Linked DNA regions of Homo sapiens: region 2 is linked to region 1. The links are chromatin loops, found by intact Hi-C in ENCODE. Cell type or tissue: HepG2. All regions are shown on one strand. Links, peaks and the distances in the headings refer to the core of each region. The heading gives the core; the rest is flanking DNA. Region 1 holds the start of LOC100293612 (a long non-coding RNA gene). Region 2 has its middle 6.9 kb from the start of WNT7A.

Region 1 (10,620 bases), core at 966-8,965:
GTTCACCCCACCCAGCACCTCTGACCTTGTGAAACATGCCAGGAAGGGTGGGGACAGGAAGGTGACACTAGGGCCTCTGTGTCTGCCCCGGGGCACTGTCAGCTGGGTCAGGATTTATGCCCTGATGTTCCCACCCCCAGACCTGGTCACCAGGCCCACGCCCTAGGTCTGGTGCTGAGCCATCCCTGCAGGGGGCCCAGCAAAGCCTGAGGGCTGGGAGCTGGCTGGGGTGCGGGGTGGGCCGGGGTTGGGGGTTGGCAGGAGGCAACTGCAGATTAGGTCCCAAGTGAACACTGCTAGCGTCTTTGTCCTGCTGAGAGACATCGGCTGGGACATCTTGCCTCCTGGGGCCTGTTTCCGCAACTGTAAATGGGCATTGCCTTAGTAGCCACCCTTTGGGGCTCTTGGATAGCACATGTCCACAGAACCTCAGCTAATGTGCCTGCCTGCAGTGTTCCCCATTTTCTTTTGGGGAGCTCCCCTTGCCAGTACCAACGCACATGGTCTTTGCTGGGCCATCCTTTGCACACTGTATCTCCAGACCTGGGGCTTGAGAGGGCGCCTCCTCAACAAGGGCCCCAAACGTGGGCTGGGGCTCCAGGGGCAGGAGGTAAGGGAAGAGGTGGTTTTAGTGGGTTTGCTGGCAGCAATCTGAATCCAGGGGTTGCAGCGGAAGGAATTGGAGATGGGAGGAGGCGCAAGGCCAGTTGGATCAGGGGATACGCAGGAGATGGTGTCTTTGGTCACCCAGTTGCTCAGTCGGAAACCTGGACAGCCTGGCCCCTGCCCGTCCCCTCATCTCCTAGCCAGCGGTGAGTCTTGCACAGCCCTCCGCCCACCCACTCCAGCACTCGCCACTTCCTGCCTCTTCCCCTACCTCTACTGCCCCGGCCTGCTTCCACTACCTGCGTCTCTCACCGACGTCACTGCAATCGCCTCCTCGGAGGCCTCTGCCTCCTCTCTTCTCCACACCCTCACCCTCCATTGTCACTACCTTGCTCCTCACAGCTGGCTAAGCCATTATGACTAATGACTGTTCTCAGCTCCCAGCCCCATGGTTTCCATCACACCAGGATACAGTCACATTCCTTGCCGTGGCCTGTGAGACCCACAGAGTCCTGGCACTGCCGCCCCCTGAACCTCCTCTCCCTCCCCTTTCTCTGCCGTGTCCACAGCTCAGTGAGCCCATTCCCACCTCGGGGCCTTTGCACTTGCCGGTCCCTCTGCCTGGCACATGCTGGCTTCAGTGTTCATAAAGCTCCCTCCCTCCCGTCACTCAGGTCTCTCCTCAGATGTCACCTCGTCAGAGTGGCCTGTGCTGACTGCCATATCTACAATACCCTTCCCAACGCCTGGCATCCGCCTCCTCACTCTTGTATGAGTGTCTTCAAGGCACGTTCACTTGTGGCTATTGCTTAATATATTTAGTTGCAGGAGTATAATCTGGGGGCCCCTGGGAGACAGACCCTGGCATGATGGGTGTTGTGATGGGGGAAACCGGGCCATGTCCTGGGGACTGAGAGCAAGTTGCTGCCCTTCTGGGCCTCAGTTTCCCCTTCTGTTCCGTAAGGCCCAGGCTCTCTCCCTGCCCGCTCACGTGTCCTGGGAATGCTGAGCCTTTGCTTTGTCCTGGAAGTGGGGTTGCCATGGAAACAGAGGCAGGAGGCTCCAGCAGAGGCAGCATCCGCCTCCCTTTGTTAGACCCAGGGCCTGCTTTCTGGGGGGCCCCCTTCTGTGGAGGAGTCTGTGCTTCTTGAGGGGCCAGTAGCCTCTACTTGGCCCTGCTCTGGCCGTCCTGCTCCCAGCCCCCAGCTTGCAATTTGCTTCACTAGATTGTAAAGCAGATGATGAAAGGGCAGTGTACCAGGTTAGGAGTGGAAGGTCAGGGGCATCAGGACCCAGGGCACCGGGAAGCAGGAGTGTGTTCTCACCTCAAGTGGCTTTAGACAGTTCCCCCATCGTCCTCTGTGCCCCTAGCCCTGGCACTCCCTCTGCACACAGCTCCGCTTTGATCAAACCAGTGCCTGGCCCACCTCCCTGCTCCCATGCCCACTGGGGCAGGATGTGGGCTTGGCGGGGAGTGACACATGGCAGCCCTAGGCGTGGCGACAACTGGAGACATCCCGTCTGCCTCAGGTTCCCCCTTAGGGCCGGGCGATACAGGAAGGGGGACCTGCTCGTGAGCACAGCTGGGCGATGGGATGCCAACTCCTTGCCCAGGTAGCCCCAGGACGGCGCTGCAGCAGGAGTGTCCCTGATCCCGGGTGGTCGCTCTCCAGCCCGCCAGGCTCTCCGACGGGCTCAACCCGCAGCCCCTGGCCGGGGCTGGGGCCGGGACGCCAGGCCCCTGTGGGGACGGTTCCCTCCAGCAGTTGGCGAGGCTCGGCCGGCCAAGGGGCCGGTTCCTCCCGCTGGCAGCCGCCCGGCCGCCGCCTTCCGCCCTTGCCCGCCCGCGGCCGTCCCCGAGCCGCTCCCGGCCGGGCCTTGAGCGCCTTTTCCTCTTCCCGGCGCCCCGGCCGCCCGGCGCGTCCAGCTAAGCAGGAAGGGCCCGCCCGCGCCCAAGGCCAGGGCCTCAGCCGGAGGTCGCCCGCCGCCAGGGGCCGCTGCGGCGCCGGGGACGCGCGAGGCCTGAGGGTCTCCCAGGCGCGCCCAAGACCCATCCGCGCCGGCCGCCTGCCCTGCTGCGTCTGCCCACTGCCCCTGGGGCGCGTGATGGTCCCCTCGACGCTCCGCCCTGGCTTCCCCCATTAGTGCCATTAGTGCCTGTGTGAGTGGGACCTGGGTTGGAGGGACCTGCCAAGCTAACCCTAGGGGACCCCTCCTCCAGGGAGCCACCTCCCCCTCGCACTTTCGAGGGGAGTGGCTGCCCAGAGATAACCAGAGACTGCAGGGCGCCTTGGGCCACCTCTCTGGAAGGCACAGACAGGTGCCATCCTTTTCTGGGCCTGAAGGCTTTCCCAGAGAGCAGGAGGAGGAAGTCCCGGGAACATCCCATTAAGGAGATGACACTCTCTTAGGTGTCTATAATATCGCTGCTTTGGAATCTCAGCGGCAGAATTCAGGACCCCTGCCCTCAGAGTTTCAGTACAGTGTAGCCATGAGGCACCCGGATGGCTTGGGTTCAAATCCCAGCTCTGCCATTTTCCAGGCAAGTCCCCTAACTTCTCTGGGCCTAGGTTTCCCATCTGTGAGATGGGGCTGCTGATGGTACCAGCCCCATCGGGTTGTGGCAAGGACTGGACACCCAGTGCAGTTAAGCTCTAGCACAGCACCCGAGGTGATGATTACCATCACTCGCTACAGTGGATTGGACTCACAGGGTCAGGAGCCCAGAGACTTACATTGGAGCACAGAGATTCAGGGTCTTGAGAAAGATAGCAGGATCTACCTTGCAGGGAATATTTGGTCCAAAATTTTCTCTTCCTGGGAAGAAAAGGAAAATGAGAGGCCCCAGTACATTGAGCCACAGTGGTGAAGTCTGTGCCAGGCCAAGACTGAGGCCTTGGAGATGCAAACCAGCTAGGTGGCAGGGGCCAGTTGCAAAACACTTTGAGCCCCAGGCTCCCCATCTGTAAAATGGGCACTGCTGCCTCTCATGCGGGGCACGTCAGGGATGGGGTGTAGCACACATAGGTGCTTAGCAAACATGGGGAGGAGTCTCCCCTACTTTATCACACAGCAAGGGAGGCTTTCATGGGGAGACTGGGCCGGCTGTCTCCTTCTTCCCAGGAGAGAGTGATGACAACAGCTGTCGGGCCATCCTCGAAAGGTGCTGGGCAGGTGGAGGGCAGCCCTCGGTGCCCCTGGTTGTCCCCTGAGCCATCCATCCCTCTTCCCTGCTGTGGCTTCCATGCCCTGAGCAGCAAGTGGGAGGTGAACAGTAGTTGGAGAGGGGGCAGGTGGGCACACCAGGTGTGGGTGCTTATGAAGGCACAGATTCAGAGCAGGGACAGGTTCAACATCAGTGAGATGGGGGCTTTGTGACCATCTTCAGTAGCCTCGCACTGTACCTACATGGAACTGAAGCAGAGGAGGATAAGGGACTTGCCCAAAGCCACATGGCCAGACAGAGGTGTGTAGGACGAAGTGGGCCAAGCCCGTATGTCTCTTGCATGAGCAATGTCCATGCCTGATTCATTTCTATAGACCCCTCTGTATCAGCATGGAGCAGCATGAAGATATATTTGTTGAGTGGATGACTGTGTCTGTCAGGCCACATTACCAAAGGTCTATACTTGCAACGAGGGAGGGGACATCCAGTTTTGCTTTATTCTCTGAGCTCTCTGGCTCCTATGCTCAGCTCCAGACACATCAGTGGACCCTGAGATGAACAGCAAGCCCTGGAGACAGCATTCTGTCAGGAGATGGGGTGGCTCAGCTTGGAGGGGGTCCCCACTGCTGTCCCTAATTCTCTGCAGGGTTGTCCTGGGGCAGAAGGGTTAGGAGGAGCTGGTAGATCTGTGGGCAGGACCGGGACCTTGGGAAGACAGGTCCCAAGCTTATGAAGAAGTCTCCCAGTTTTACTCATAGCTGCCGTATGGGGGTGAACAAGTTGGGACAGCTATTTAGTGGAAATGTTCATGCAGTTATTTTTCCAAAAGTCTTTATCGGTCACCTACTGTGTGCCAGACACTGGAGCTGATATTATTTTACTGGAGAATTTGATAGTCAACAAATAAACAAATCGATAGTATGACATTAGATGGAGACAAGTAGGAAGATGAACAACAAAGCAGGACTGGGGTCAGAGGGCACCAGCGAGGGGCCTTGGTTAGACAGCGGGGCTGCCATTGGGCGGGAAATGGGATGATGTGAAAAGCGAAGCGAAGAGTGCGCCAGGCAGAGGGACCTGCAGGAGCAAAGGCTGGGAAGTGGGAATGTGCTGACAAGAGGCGTGGCTGGAGTGTAGTGAGCGAGACTCCCGGGCAGTACTGTGCCCTGCACCCCAGTGCCCTCTTGCCTTCTGCCCGGTGCAGTCACCCCTTCCTTACTCAAGCCCGTTCCACAGCCCCAAAGCTCCACGGCCCCAAAGCTCCACAGCCCCAGAGCTCCACAGCCCCAAAGCTCCACAGCCCCAGAGCTGCGTGGCTCCGGAAGGCTGCGTCAACCCCAGCGACCACACGGAGGCAGCAGAGAACACGGCTGGGACGAGGGCGGAGGGTGAGGACTGAATCTGAGCACCCTGGGGACTCCCAGGTAGCCGGGGCTGGAGACAGGACCCCTCCCTTGCTGCTTCTTTGTACCCAGCATCACATCTCTCTTCGAAAGTTCCTCCCTCCTAAGCAGCATGAACAGTGCCTGCTGAAATTACAGCTCCACTCCACTGCTCTGGAAGGCTCATCTCTTCAAGCCTCCATGCCTGCATCTGTGAAGTGGCAGCAAGCAGAGTTTCATCTCTAGGGGGGTACATCGCAAGTGCTCGGGAACGTTGTCTTCTTGCAACCATGTGTGCCTCACACAACTACCTGTGTGACTTTGGGCAACTCCCTGAGTCTCAGTTTCCACCCTCGTAAAGTGATGGTAGGACTATGGTGTGGGGATCTTCTGTATGCCAGGTACACATGCATAATGCATGCACAGATCCTGGCACTTAGTCAATGCCCAGTGACAATAACTAGTAATCATGACAATTGCATTGATGACCTGGGGGCTTAGAGTCGGGAGAGACCTGCTATTCGGAGGAGAACATTGAAGCTTGGGAAGAAGAGGTGTTTGCCCACCATATACTCACCAGGAATGAGAGGCCCAGGGGTCCCCTCAAGACTTTTGTCCATTTGACAGATGGGGACGCTGAGGTCGGGAGAGGGTTGGCAGCCTGGCCAAGGCCACCCTGTGGCAGGCATAGGACTAGAATCCAAGATGCCTGCTTCCCTTCACGGCTCATCCAACCATGTCTTGGGGCCCTCCCTTCTAGGGCAGGTGGTTTCTCAGGCTGCAGCTCCGGATGTTCCTTTTTCTTCTCCAACCTCCCCCCGCCCACACCCATGCCAGACTGTGTAATCTTGGAAAGCTGCATTCTTGGAAATCTGGTCCCTTCTAGTCTTTGAATTCTTCGAACTTCCTATTGGAGCTGCGGCCCCTAGTTCCCGATGGTGCCTGGGAGGGAGCCTCCTGATTTTGATGTTTTTCAGAGGGAATGAGGTGTTTCCAGTAGGTGGGCAGCCCAGGGTGGGTGGGTGGAGGTGGCAGTGTGGATGGCAGTTGGATGCAGAGAGGAGGAAGGGGACTTGGGGGGGCACCTGTGAGCCCCCTTCCACGGGACTTTTCCCCGGGGTGCACTTTCCCCCTTGGCTTGGAGAGGAAACAGTTTTCCATGTTCCTTTCTCTCTGTGTGCTTGGGAGACACCCACAGCCCTCTTGGAATAATTCCTCTGAAACCTCCAATACCTCCAGCGTCTCCCGGGGTATTTTTCTTGTGGTTAAGGTGGTATTTACAGTGAAAACAGCTATTGAAACGAATCGCAAAAATAATGTCAGTGTTTCCACTTTTGACAAAAATGGGAAGGCAGGTGGTTTCATGTCTGCGATAAGCGCATTGCTCCTGCAATAATTACTATTTGAGATAATTATGAAAAAGAATTTAAATACTTAAGGCATGCACAGGGGCCAGGACAACTTTCTTTTGCCTTATTCATAATTTCTGCTGCAAGTTGGAGTCTTGTCCTGACTGGGACGTGGGGTGGGCGTGGGATGCTGAGGAGCAGTGGGCCAGTGGCAGACCCAGCACTGAGACCTGCTCGAGGTTTGAGGGGCATGGTTGGGCCCAGAAAGAGTGCACATCTTGGAGTGGGACACACCTGGGTGGAAGATGAATGTTTTAGCAAGGCCATCCTAGGCAACTTTCTCTGCACCTCAGTTTCCTTATCTGTAAAATGGGGTGAATATTTGGGCCTTCCTTAGAGCATTGTATGGAAATTGAAGCAGACAGTGTATGAAAAGCACTCAGTGCTCTACATGGTCTACAGCCAGGGCTCAACACGCGCTGGGTCCCTTCCTGTGACATGGGAGGCCTGGGTGAGCTTCCGCTGCTCTGTTATCCACTGAGATCAAAGCCCAGAGTCTGAGAAGGCCCCAATGAGTCTGTATTTTCTTCCCTGCTCTCTCCTGCTTGAACTTCTTCCCAAAAGCAGAATTCAGAGAGTGGCAGGGCAGCAAATGCCCATGAGATTGGAGAGAAGCAGCCTCAGGGAGTCCTGGTCTCTGCCCCTGCGTGAGCCCAGAGGGTAAGCTGGGGCCAAGGACTGGAGGCCAATTCCACCTCTGTGTGTGGCCCGGGTTTCCCAGTTGGAACTCAGCAGGACTGGGCTGGACTGGGAGGGAGGAACCATTCTCCCAGTCACCTGAGATGTCCAAGCAGCACCTGGCTGACCATCTGCCAGTAATGCTGTGAAAGGGGCAGGTGTTGGGCTGTTGGACCCCTGAAGACCTCTAGTCCTGAGACTTAAGGGTGAGTCAGAACCAAGGTATCCTAGGGGCTCACAAGAGGTCAAGGCAGGTGCTGTTAGTTCTGCCCTGGCTCTGCCCTGACTCATCGCATGGGTCAATGCCTGACTCAGGCCTCACTTGCCCCATCTATGCAATAGGAGGGTTGGACTGTAAATGAAAAACCCAAAGAACAATGGCTTCAAGAAAGGAGAAATTTCTATCTCATTCATATTTAAGCCTCAAGGTAGGTGGTACAGATCTGGCATGGGGAACAGCTTCCTTCTAGCTCCTGGCTCCACCTAACCAAGGAGGAAATCTGGTCCTTGTGGTCCAAGATGGCTGCCAGAGTTCCAGCCATCACATCTAAGTTCTAAGTAGGAGGGAAGAAGAAAAAAGGACAGACTGTGGGTATCAGATGTCTTTTAGGAAAGGCTCCTGGAAGCTGATGTGGGACACTTTTGCTTATATCCTACTGATCAGAGCTTCATCACACAGCCACCCTTAGATGCCAGAGAGGCTGAAAGTGAGGGCTTTATTCTGGGAGCCCAGCTGAAATTCAGGGAAAGAAGGGGAGGATTGTCCTGGGGTCTACCAGCTGACTCTGCCACAGGACAATCTCGTCGGGTCCTTCTGCTTTGAGTCTTGGAGATTCTGAGGCTCTGGAAAGGCACAGTTTTCCATGACCCAGGCTTTAAGAACAGAATGTGGGCTAAGCTGAAATAAATGAGTTTTCAAAATTATAAGATTCTGGAATTTCCAAACACAGTGTGTGTGTGTGCATGGCATGTGTGCATGCATGTGTGTATGTGGCGTGTGTGTGTGGCGTGTGTGCCGAGGAGCACAGGTAGCAGATGTGGGGCTGTCGCAGGGCGGGGGCTGCTGGTGCCCCTTGGTGGGCAGCCTCTCTGGGCTCGCAGGCTGCTCCCTCAGCTCCTGGAATCTGCTCCTGCCGGCCTGTTTGTACACGTGCCTGTGTGCACTAGAGCCCCGGGGCCGGGGTGGTGGGAGGGGGGCGCCCAGGAATGCCTGCTGTTTTTAAGGCAGAGTTGTCTGTGCAGACTCCAGAGGTCTGGCTCCGCTGACGGGTGACTAGGGGGTGAAGGGCGCCCCAGAACAAGTTCCAGGCACCCAAGTGGGTGCGGAGGGGGTTATCAGGGTCAGAGCTGAGCTTCCATCTGATGGCCTCTCGGTTCTGAGTCAAGTATGAATTTTGTACCTACTTTGTGTAGGTTCTGGCCTTTAGGAGGTTGGGGCATTTTAATGCCTGTTCTGGAGGCAGGTGGAGGCCATGATCTGATTGGGCCTACACTGTCATATGCCCTGGGCAAAGGAAAAGTCTCTGCCCTCCAGGAGTCAATTAATACAGTCAATTAACAAAACAAATAGGCAAATAAATGGCCTGCACTAAGCTCTAGGGAACAAACCCAAGCAGGAAGTGGGGTGGGAGAGATGGCAGGGGTTGGAGTGATGGCGAGGCGATGGTCAATGACAGACTCACTGGAAAGGTGACTCTTGGGCAAACATTTGCAAGAGGAGGAGTGAGCCAAGTAGGCGTCTGAGACAGGGGCCTTCCAGGCGGTAGGCACATCCCAGGCAGAGGCCCCCAGGCAGGCATGGGCCTGGTGCGCTTGAATACTGTGCAAGGCCGGGGAGTAGCAGACTGGGTGCAGGGCGATCAGAGAGGCCACATGGCCAGAAGGTGTGCAGCACCTTGAAGCCACAGTATGGAGTTTGGTGTGGGTAAGGACTTTGGGCGGGGACCCTGTCAGGAGGTTCTGAACAGTGGAGGGTGGTGGTCTGACCTAGGTTTACATGGCGTGCTCCTGGCTGCTGTGGGGAGAATGTAGATGAGATAGAGGGTGGTGACTCAGTTTCCCCACAGGCTGTCTTCTCTTCCCCAGTGCCACAGAGCTCCAGGTTTCCCGGTTCTCTCCAGAGTCCTCCTGTTCTGGCCCCCTTTGGCCCTTCTCCACAGCCATTGTTCTGGTTCAGGGCTCATCTTCCCTTACTGGCGACTCTCTTGCTCCTGCCTCCTCTGGTTTTTAACTCCCTCATGATCGCAAAGTTGCTGCAGTGGTTCCAGGCGTCTCTGGCAGGATTTCCCGCAGAGCCAGCAGAGGTTCTGGCCTTTGGACCGATTGGCCCATTTTTATGCCTGTTCTGGGGGCAGGAGGAGGCCATGCACTGATTGGCTTGGACCTGGTTCATCTGGACCAATCGTGGAGAGAAAGGGGCGGGATGTCGTAGACCGGCCTTGGGTAGCCCGGCTAGCCGTTCCTAGTGGCCCGTGTGTGGCGTGGTGGGAAAGGGAGTACCCCGCCATGCCCACGGCTGTGCCCACGCTAGGAATGCGGTCTTTCCCGGGGGTAGCTTAGTGTCCCGTGGGAGGCGTGCCTGGGGCTCCCTCATGCCCCAGCTGCTCCTGCCCCACGCCATCTTCAGGCTGGATTATTTAATATATACACACACACACACACACACACACACACACATATACACACATATATATATTATTATACTTTAAGTTCTAGGGTACATGTGCACAACATGCAGGTTTGTTACATATGTATACATGTGCCATGATGGTGTGCTGCACCCATCAACTCGTCATTTACATTAGGTATACCTCCTAATGCCATCCCTCCCCACTTCCCCCACCCCACAACAGGCCCCGGTGTGTGATGTTCCCCTTCCTGTGTCCAAGTGTTCTCATTTTTCAATTCCCGCCTATGAGTTAGAACATGCGGTGTTTGGTTTTTTGTCCTTGCGATAGTTTGCTGAGAATGATGGTTTCCAGCTTCATCCATGTCCCTACAAAGGACATGAACTCAAGGCTGGATTATTTTTCTATGGGGCTTGTAGCAAATTCCCACAAATGGGGCAGGTGAAAACAACACACACTTATTCTTTTGACGGTTCTGAGGGCCAGACATTCAAAATGGCTTTTATGGGACAAAATCGAGGTGTCGCCTGGGCTACATGCCTTCTGAGAAGCCCTTTCTGGCCCTTTCCAGATTTTGGAAGACACCTGCTCTCCTGGGCTCAGGGCCCCTCCCTCCATCCTCAAAGCCAGCAGCGAGGCCACCCCATCTCTTCCACTCGGACCTCCTGCCTTGCCCCATCTTTTTTTTTGGAGACAGGATCTCACTCTGTCGCCCAGGCTGGAGTGTAGTGGCAGATCTTGGCTTGCTGCCA
Region 2 (10,620 bases), core at 771-8,770, 230 kb after region 1:
GCATGAGCCCCAGGGAGGAGATGGTGGGCTGCAATAGAGAGAGAGAGAAGGCCTGAGCTTGAAGGGAGATGGGGATACACAGATCCACAAAGCTGTGTGGGCACGTCAAGGAGCTTGGATTTCAGTGGTGTGTTCAGCTGGGGACATTGGAGGGATGAAGAAGGGGGTGACTGATCTGATTTGTGTGTTCAAAAGCTCCCCGTGGCTGTCCTAAGGGAACACACTGTGGGAATGGGGACAGGTGAGTAAAGTGCGCCATCAAGCAGACCAGAGAGGAGATGACAGTAGGGGTCCAGGTGAGACATTGGTAGTTTGGGTTAGGGTGGTGCTCTTAGAACATGACCACAAAATTATTTGACACTCCTCCCATGAAGAAGTGGGTTCTCTGTGCTCTGCCTGCGTGAATCTGGGTGGGCTTGTGATGGCTTCCACCAATAAGATGTAGCAGAAGTGATGCTCAAAAATTACAAGTCTTCGCGATAAAAGACAATGCAGTCTTTGTTTTGTTGGCTGGCGCACCAGTGCTGGGGCCCTGAGCCACCATGGAAGAGGCCTAGAGGCCACCATGCTGTGAGGAAGCCCAGGCATAGGCAGAGGCCACCTGTGCTTGCTCCAGCCCACAGTCCCAGGTGAGTTCAGCACTGGAGTCACCTTGCCCAGGTGCCAGAAATGTGGGTGAAGGTACCTCCACCATTATGTCATGCTGGCTTTGTGTCTGCCAAGCTAAAGCATGGTGGACAGTGGCCGTGTAGTATCCCCAGTGTACCCTGCCCAACTTCCTGAGCCCTATAACTTGTGAATATAATGATTATTTTGCCACTAAGTTTGGAGGGGATGCTTGTTACACAGCAGTTGTAACTAGGACAATAAGGGTAGAAGTGGGGTGCAGAGAGGAGAAAAGGACCCAGGATACGGGGCCTGTGTCTTGCACAGACAGGACTTGAAAGGATTCGGTGGGGGTGGGTAGAGAAAGAGAAAGAGGAATGATAGGTGACCCCGATGTTGGCTGGAGTATTTGGGTGAATGGAGGTGGCTTGTAATGATCTGGAGATGGTTGGAGGAGCTAAGAGTTTGGTAAAGGAAATCACAAGGTCTGTCCTGACCATGTTCTTCCCTCCTGCATTGTTCCTCCTCCTCTTCCTCCTCTTCCACCCTCAGATGAAGTCAGCACAAGCCCTGAGCAGTCTACCTCCAAAGAATCTCCAAATATGACCTTTATTTTCTGCATTCACCATCATTCCTAGACCAAAGTTTCACTCATGTCATGAATGCTGGGGTGTACTTGTGACCGGATGTCAGGCCAGGTGCTAGGCACATACCAATAGCCCATGCAGGTGCTGGGTACATCGGAAGATGAGAGAGGAGGAGGAGGAAGAAGAGGAGGAACACAGCAGGGAAGAATATGGCCAAGACAGATCAGTATATCAAATAAATCCAGTCTCTGCCCCTCCTGGAGCAACCCATCTGAGGACCGATTTCATGATCAAACACATAGGTAGCACTATTACATGCCAGGCACTGTCATTTACAGCCTCAGCATATCAACTCACTGAATCCCCTGAAAATGCCAAGGGGTAGGTACTCCACTTGTTGATATCATTATCACAGCCATCATTATTTGATAGAATGAGGAAAGTGAATCAGGGAGGGATTAAATAAAGTATCAAATTCCCACAGCCAGTCCATGGCTGAGCTGAGCTTCGAACCTAGAAAATACTGACTTCAGCATCTGCTCTTAACCCACCCCCCAGCCCCATTAGGCTGCCCATCTAATGGAGGAGGGGGAAGGACTTGGGACACTCCAATAGGAAAAAAGGTGTTAGGCACCAAGATGTGTGGTGCACAGTGGGCTGTTGGAACACAGAGGAGCTCCTCAGCCAGTCTCAGAGGATCAGGGAAGGCTTCCTAGAGGAAGTGTTCCTAAAATGGGATCCTAAAAGAGTGAGTTGGTATTAAGCAAGTGAGTTTTTGAAACCAGAGGAAACAGGGCCACGGAGGTTCAAGGTGCCTGGATATTGGGGCGTTAGAGGGAAGGAGATATGCAGGGAAGAGGCTCAATGGGGAGTCTAGGGACACAGGGCATATTAAGGGGGGTAGCAGTGTTACATGATCAGGTTTTTGTTTCAGAAGGTTCATGGTGGCTGTCATGGGAGCCAACAGAGGAGGGAGCAAGAGAGGAGGGCAAGTCAGGAGGTCTCAACAGTTACCTGTGGGAGAGAAGGCTTACCCTGGACAGATGGTGGGGAGAGAAGGGGGTGGATTTGAGACCGAGTTTGAAGGCAGGGTAGACAGGATAAGGAAGGCCTCCAGGACAGTGTCCTGTCCTGTGAGAGTGTGGCTGGTGAGAAAAATACAGACTGGGGACCCTGGGAGCAGGAGGTCTCAGGGAGTGAAACTTGGTTTTGGACATGCTGAGTCTGAAGTGTCTGTAGGTCACTGAAGGGTGACTGGTGCTCGGGGAGAGGCTTGGGGCTGTCACTTCTAGGTTGGATATCCCCAGCTAGAAGTGGGCAGACATTCAAATCAAGGCAAGGAGAGGACACCCTGGGAGACCAAGAAGGATGAGTGGGGAAGGCCCAGTGCAGAGCCCCAGGAATTCAGCATGATTTAAAGAACCAGCTGGGGAAATGGAGGGACTAAAGGTGACAAAGACAAGCCTGAGAGGCAGGGAGTTCATCAGACAGTGAGAGAAGGAAAAGGAATTTGTAGTGTTTGGCTTCACAGGGAAGGAAGGAGAGGCAGAACTAAAAAGGGTTCCATCTTACCAGCCTAACATCCAGAGATCTTTATGGTCTAGCTCAAAATTACCTTTACAGCCTCCACTTTCCCCAAACACTTGTGCACATATCACAACAAATTAGTGGGTTGCCACTAGCATTTACAAAAAGAAATAGATCAGAAAATAACAGAGGGCATTATGCATAAGGTTCCAACTGTGTGTGTGCGTGTGTGTGTGTGTGTGTGTGTGTGTGTGTGTGTGTATTGGATGTGTATGTGTATACATTTTGGGTTAGGATTTTTTAAAAAGTTGAGAGACTACTACTGCAGCCTGTTTTCCTTTGCATATGTCTAGAATGCCTTTAGCTCTTTTCTACCTGGTAAACTTCTAACTTATCCTCCAAATCCCACCCAAATGTCAACTCATCTGAAAAGCCTTCCTTGATCTACATTACTCCTATCCTAGGCACTTGGTGTCTTCCTCATTCATTCAGTCATCAAACATTCGTTGAGGATTAAACTGTGCTGGGCCCTGGGCTGGGTTCACTGCTGGGGTACAGCAGTAAACACAATAGATATGATCTTCAAAGGGACCACCTTTTAATGCATCTCTTCCTCTGTGCTCTCACCCTTCTTGTGCTGATCTTGGCAGAGCCCTTCCCACCCCAAATGTTGTATGGCCTCACTCCCCTCCCTCCTCCATCAGGACATAATCTCCTTGTGGGAAAAACGCTGTATCCTTCATCTCTGTCTCCAGCACCCAGGACAGGGCTTTCATCAACATGAGGACCATGGTTTGGTAAAAAGAGTTCAGACTTTTGGGTCAGATAGGTCTGAGTTTGAATCCCAACTCTGAGACCTACTAGCTTCGTGATCCAGAACGGTTTATTTTTAACTTGTTTGGATTTCTGTGGGCCTAATAATGTTCAGGTAATTTAATCCTTCACCTGACTGGGAGCTCCTCCAAGGATTCATTCCAAAACCTGGAACCTAGTGTGAATAACGGTTTCATGACTGTTTCAATGGGACCCATTGCAGAAAGTTCTTCTTTGGCAGAGTCATGCTAGCCCAGAATTTTTCTCCCCATTTAGCTCCCTCTGCCTGGATTAAGAAGTGAGAAGGATACCTCTTCAGCAGGTACTGTTCCTCTTTAAGCCAAATCAACCATACCTGGGGCAGGTGCACAGTCAGCCAGGTGCTTTGTCGCCCCCTGCTGGATACAGAAGGAGATCAGCTTAGATCTCGGCCACAGCAATAATCTCTAAGGGATATGGAGTCCTGCTGTATACCAGACACTGCTGTCAGTGAGGGCTCTAGAGGTGTCCACATCCTGGCTCCACCGTTTATTATCTTTGTGACCTTGGAAAAGTTACTTAAATCCCTCGTTGCCTCAGTTTATCTGTAAACTGGGCACAGTAATGGTTTCTACCTCCTTGGGTAGTTTTGAGGTTTGAGATACTACAAGTAAAGTGCTTAGCACATTGCCAGGAACATAGCCAGTGCCGTGTACACGCTTGTAAATTAAATTAAGAGAGAGGCCACCGCCACCATTGGTGCTGCCACGGATCAAGAAAGGGTGTTTGTGTTTAAGGTGGTCTCTAACGGCGGGTCCCCCAGGGTGAGATTATAGAGACTTTCCACCTGTGTTTGGTCCCTCCGTTTTCTTCATTGATGCTTAGAAGAAAACTTCAGCAGCATAAACCATAGCCAAAGCTTTCAGTAAGTGTTTGGAGCTGCTGGGAGCCCTGTACTGGGAGCATTTTTTTTTTCTTTTCTTTTGAGACAGAGAGTCTCGCTCTGTCGCCCAGGCTGGAGTGCAGTGGCTCGATCTCGGCTCACTGCAAGCTCCTCCTGGGTTCACGCCATTCTCCTGCCTCAGCCTCCCGAGTAGCTGGGACTACAGGTGCCCGCCACCATGCCCAGCTAATTTTTTGTATTTTTAGTAGAGACGGGCTTTCACCATGTTAGCCAGGATGGTCTCCATCTCCTGACCTTGTGATCCGCCCATCTCGGCCTCCCAAAGTGCTGGGATTACAGGCGTGAGCCACTGCACCCAGCGGGAGCATCATTTTTGTTGAATGAATTGATGAAGGAAAGAAATACTCTCATGTGGGAAAGTTCTCAGAAGAAAATGAAATTCAGAGCTGTGACACAGAACAGCTCCGTGGGGAACCTCAGGTAGTGTGACCAGAGAAGGCTCTGAAGAGCTGAGAACTGAACAAGCTTCATTTTGCCTCCTCCAGAAGCCATCCCTGGCCAACTCCTCCAAAAGGATATTGACCTCCACAGCCTCTGTGCTAGCCCCTGTTCAAGCAGCCACCATAAACACCACAAACACCACAGCCTCATCTGTGTGTTTGTTTGCTCCCCATCCCCTGACATGGGCACCTCCAGAGGGCACCCAGAGCTGCACACCCAGTGATGATCACCAGACCCCGGGTAATCAGCCCGTGGAGAGCAGAGGAGCTGGAAAGAAGGAGAGGTGGGAAGGAGGTGGCAGAAGCCATTAGGGTGTCAATTGTAAAGGCCTGTAGCCTTCATCCTGTAGATGGGAAGGCACCCACATTGTCAGAGCAGGGCTGTTATCCAGTCCCATGTGGGTTTTCACCAGTGAGATCAGCCTCTATTATTTTGTGGCTATCCAGCATTCAACTCCTGTGACTGGCACCATGGTGTCTGCTTGGGGAGCCCCCCTCTGTGCGCCAGGCTGGTAGGAGGTTGTGCTGCCTCCGATGGAATCTCTTCTTCCTCCTTCTGCCTTGGAGCTGTTGGCCCCCAGGTCCTCTCTCCCAGGATTAGAGCAGGCAGGGCAAAAAGCTGGGGTCTGAAGACTACATTCCTACAGCTGGGGAGCAGCAGGAACACAGAGACCATCCATCTGCTCAAATAAGGAAACAGCCTCTCTCTTTGCACTGTGATAGCATGCACAATTTACTGAGGACCTAGTATGTGCCAGGCTGTCTGATGGATGCCTTATATTTCTTTGCTGCTGGCAGCACTTTTCCCAGATGGCTGTATGGTTCACCCATTACTTCATTCAAGCAGAATATCACCTCCCACATCGCTGCCCCATGGGGGTGACCCCTGAGTACCCTGCGCTTTCATGGCACTGTCTAGACCACCTCTTACTCTGGCTTTATTTATATGCCTAGAATGTATCAGCACCCCCCAACTTTACATTGTGTATTTGTTGACTTTTGTTTGTCTATCTTCCTCATTGCACTGTCTGCCCCACAAGTAGGAATATTTGTTACTTAACAGCTGCATTTCATAGAATGATGCCTGGAACATGGGCGGCCCTTGATGAATAATTGTTAGACACATGAATAATTGGATGATTCTCATGCACTCCTCATAAAAACCTCATTTTCCGGAAGAGAAAATTGAGATGTTGAGGGGTTAAGTTGCTTACCCAGCATCTAGCTGAGCGTCTAGCTGAGTGTCTGGCACTTATGTTAACACATGTCTCCATTCCCTTTTTGTCTTCTCCCACATCTCCTCACTCCTGCTAATAATAGGCTCCTTTGCACTGATTTCGCCTACATAGATTTCATCTCCATCCCAGCATTCCTAATACCCACTGCTATGCACGAGGTAGGCCTCACCCAGGCCAGTGATTCAGTGTTATCAAGGGGGCAGGAGTTGGGGGCAGAATGGGTAGGACCAGAGCATCCTGACTGGGAGGAGCTGGAACATGGGCCTTGGGGCTGGAAAATTGATGTCTCCCTCCCCCTGCTGCCAAAGTCCTATTGACTCCCTTGCTGAACCATCAATCTGTTTGTGAATCTGGGGGCCAAGATTGTGGAAGAGGCTGCAAAGAGACAATCCATCCTACAGGTGGGGAGACTGAGCCCCATTGCAGGCCCGAGAGGCTCCAAAGGCACATAGCCAGCTAGGGGCAGAGTTGGATATGAAATACTGCTAGGGCACTGGGGCAACACACCCAGCTTTGAGTCTCGGCTCAGCCTCTTGCTGTGTGACCTTAGGAAAATGGTGAACCTCCCTTAGCCTATTTCCGTATCTGTATGGAGATGATGATAATAATAATGCCATCTCATAGGTTACAGCAATCATATATATAACACATTCACATTTCACAGAGCAACTGGCACATAGCATGCACTCAACACATGATAGTTATTTGATGATGATGATTATGGCGATAAAGATGTGTATTGGAATCCAGCCCTCTAGGATCAGAGGAATCTTAAAGATGATCAGGGCCACTGTTTCTCAAACTACTATGTGCATCCAAATTACTTAGGTATGAAACAGATGCCCAGGTCCCCCTCAAGACCTCCCAAGTTGGACTTCCTGGCAGAGGTGGAGGGAAGTCTATCCCATCTCCACTGAGTAGTGGCCAACTGTGCTCAAACCTCTCTCAGGGAGAGCGGCTCACTCATCCCAGGGGAGCCCCTTGCATTTGGATACAATGGTGACTGGGACACTTCTTCCTCATACCAGTGAGAAATCAGCTGATAGAGGTTAGAGGGATCAGAGAAGGGAACAGTGGGTCCCCACTGTTCTGTGGCCCTTGATTTCTCCAGCTCAGAAATGGAGTAAGGCATGCCAGCTCTAAGTCTCTGTCTCTTCAAAAGGGATCTATGGACTCCCAGGTTTCCAGAGAGGAATGCTCAGGGCTCCAAGAATGAGAATTTCAAATGGTCTTTTTTTTTTTTTCATTTTAACATGAATCTAACATCCTCATATTTCAAACTATTAGGATGACCTCATTATAACTGATAACTGTCCTCTAATTAACTTTGCTGTTTGAGTTTGCATTTTTGCTTATGGTCATAAGGTTCCCAGGAAAACCACTTTTGTGATTTGGAGCCCAGGAGAAGAAAGCAGTAATTCACTGAAGCCCCTGCCCTGTGTGAAGAAAGGGTTAGGAGGAGGTGGGCTAGAGGAAAGGGGTTGGGAGGTTTGATTCATCTCATGACAGAGGGTGATAGATGGTGCCAAATTTAATGGGCCCTACATGGTGACAATTGACACCATGATCAGGCTACAAGCTGCCACTTGGCTTCAGCAAAGTAACATTCTCTGGCATATGTCAATTATCATTCATTTAAAAGTTAGATTTTCTGGTGTTTATGTTAGTTTATATTTCATCTGGAACTTGCAGATTTTAATAGCATAAGAGCCTACGCTTAGTTTTATGATAGTACATATCTAAGCAATGGTGTACTAAAAATTAGTTAAACCACCATTGAGTGTGTTTATTGGCCAGGGGGAGTAGTGTACAAGTTTCCCCTTTCAAGGAGCCCACATATCCCTCCAGCTTGAGAAACAAATCCCTGTTGATTTTGAAGGACCTCTGCATTCTCATGGTTTGTGAGCCCATGGATGGATCATCAGGTGGATGGGATTGTTTTAATTGAATTTGAGGTAAAGACCATTGTGAGGCCATTTTATACCAAATACCACCCGGTGAATATGTGTGTGTGTGTGTGTGTGTGTGTGTGTGTGTGTGTGTGTGTGTGTGTGTGTACTTTATGTTCTGCTGGCACCAGAATCCCCTGCAGGAGGGCTTGTTAATGCTCAGAGGGATGCCCACTGCCCAGGTTCACATTCAGTCCATCTGGGACTGAATGAAATGCACCCCAAAATGTGCATTTCTAACAAGTTCCCAGGTGATGCTGATGGCCACCCTTAGAGATCCAGAAGATCATCATCTGTGGGCTGGGAGGCAGGACTCAGGTCCACTGGCCTCTGTCCAGCCTGCTCTGGAATCCTGGGTAAGCCCCTTGTTCTGGGTGAGCCTCTGGACTCCCTACTTCCCATTCCTGCAATAAGAAGCTGGGACAAGTCTAGTGCCTCATCCAGGAGCAAGCATAAGCTCTGACACCTGGTTTGCCATTCGGAGTCTAAAGCCTGGTGTCTTATCAGTGAAGTTTCATGTCCACCCAGGAAGCCCCTGGAGCAGGAGGGCAGTGGCAGTCTTAGCTCCCTGCTTTGGGGAGACAAGCTGCGGAAACAGAAAGGCACACTCCCACTCCAAATCCCATCTCTGGCCCTGTGACCTTGTGCAAGTGACTGGTCTCCAGGGCTTCCCCTCATGTTGTAGGGTCACTGAGAAGTCCCTTCTGGAAAGCACCTGGATCTGGTGGGCCCTCTCAGACTCATCTGTGCGCTCCCAGCCACACTTTGCCTCACCGGCCGCTGGCCATCTGCCCGTGGGCTCCTGGTCACCTCGGGAGGAGAGCACTTATCACCATTCCACCCCCAAGGTCTTCCTCAGGATAATCTCCGGCCCGGGTGATTCATCTCATGGGCTGGGCCCTTCCTCTCGGGCCTGAAATATCTCCCTCCCCTCACCATTCCTGGGTCATGCCTGTGCCCCCAGCCATGTGACTTCCTCTGGGGACTGGCCCTGGGCCCCTGCCCTCCTGCCACCCCTCCACTCTCTAGCTAGCGACCCATTCTGGGCCTGCCATATCAGGCAGGGCTCAGCTGGGAGGGAGGAAGCCCACAGCTTGTTGTGCTGGGGAAAAAGTGCATCCCCACGTCCGGCCCCCACCCTGGCCCAGCCACACCTCTGCCTTTAGTGGGCTGGGCTTCCGGCACACATCCTGGCATGTCCTGGCCTGTTTATCACTTAGTTGCCACCTGGCGCTCTGCCCCTCATGCACACACATTCCCTGGGAGGCTTCTGGGGCTGGAGCAGAGTGGTTGGCCAGTATATCCCCCAGCTTTAGGGAGGCTGCCTTTCTCTGGAGCTAAGGATGGCTTTTTGGAGAAGACAGATCTGATCATATATCCCAGTTTCACTGTGGAATTACTGTGTGACTTTAGGCAAGTGAGTCTGCATCTCTGGGTCTTAGTTTCTCTGATTTTTAAATAGAAAGATAAATACCTTCATCTCCAGTTGTTGTGTGGATTAAATAAGATAATTACAAACAGACTGATGCTTGAACCCTACCTCCAACCACTTAAATCAGAATCTCTGTGGAGCATATAAAAAGCTTTCAGGGAGGTTCTAAGACACAGCCATGGATGGAACCCACTAGTATGGAATAGTTAATGGCTGAAGCTCTGGACTAGACCAACATGGATTTGAATTCTGGATCTGTTACATAATTATGGAGCCTTGATAGATTATTAGCCTCTCAGAGCTTCTGTTTACTTGTGTGTAGGATGGGGATAATAGTAATTACTTCCTAGTACTGTTATGAACATTAAATGAAGTAATAGATACTAGGTACTTTGCACACAGTGACTATTCCCTAAGTAAGTCAGGTGAGGAGAGGACAAGCCCTTCGTTCACCAGTTTACACAAGGCAGCTGGCTCTGTGCCTGGTCCCTCGATGGTACTTCAAATGAATATCTGTAAATGACTAAGTGTAGCTGTTTTCATTATTGTAGACTAAAAAGTAGTGAAAAATCTCAATTATCCTGAAGATAAACTTTTTCTGTCTTGTGACTGACTTTAGAAACTACATCTCCCAGCATCCTTTGCAGCTAGGGGCAGCCATGACTTTGTTCTGTTGAAAGAGATGTAGGTGGAAGCCCCTGGGCTTTCAGTTCCTTGAGTTTCCCCTTCCTCTGGCAGCCATCTTGAGAAGGACGGCCAAATGGAAAACAAGAAGGGACACGATGGCATGGTTGAGCTGCCATAGCAGCCCCGCAGCCTGCCTCTGGGCTTTTTTTTTTTAAGTGACAGAAAAATCTATTATTGTTTAGGCCTCTGGGTTGGGGGATTTTTGTTTCTAGTGGAAGAAAAACAGATGCATTGGGCCTCCTCATTGTCCTACTTTCTGTTCTTAGTCCTCCGTGTCCAAAAAAATCTAGAACCAGTCACCTGAATCACTAATTCCTTCTTTAGATCTCTAGGGCTGGGTTAGAGGCACTACAGGAAACCTGTCCAACCCTTAATCTGACCCCTTGAGGCAGAGTTAG

The links. Hi-C counts contacts between places; a loop is a spot of excess contacts. Peaks named below come from ENCODE experiments on the same cell type or tissue, not always from the same donor. Only the 100,000 strongest peaks of a DNase experiment are listed, where the experiment ranks them.
Region 2: it touches region 1 in a loop (22-fold over the local background); 79 of 110 quality-filtered maps call a loop at or near these places.

The regions. Positions count from the first base shown.
Region 1 is chr3:13,652,896-13,663,515 of GRCh38, forward strand. All of the region lies in intron 1 of LINC00620 (long intergenic non-protein coding RNA 620), which reads left to right. LOC100293612 (a long non-coding RNA gene) reads right to left here and starts at 1,283. Exons shown (of 2, transcript XR_110033.3): 1 at 1,196-1,283. RefSeq lists enhancers at 1,639-2,139, 9,454-9,748. In HepG2, for the core only: CTCF peaks have their summits at 2,586 (motif pointing right) and 5,132; no DNase peak of the experiment used is centred there; H3K27me3 peaks cover 3,859 bases.
Region 2 is chr3:13,881,675-13,892,294 of GRCh38, forward strand. No RefSeq gene overlaps it. Among named protein-coding and RNA genes, the nearest start is that of WNT7A, 6.9 kb to the left of the region's middle. In HepG2, for the core only: a CTCF peak has its summit at 3,920 (motif pointing left); a DNase peak (open chromatin) is centred at 3,927.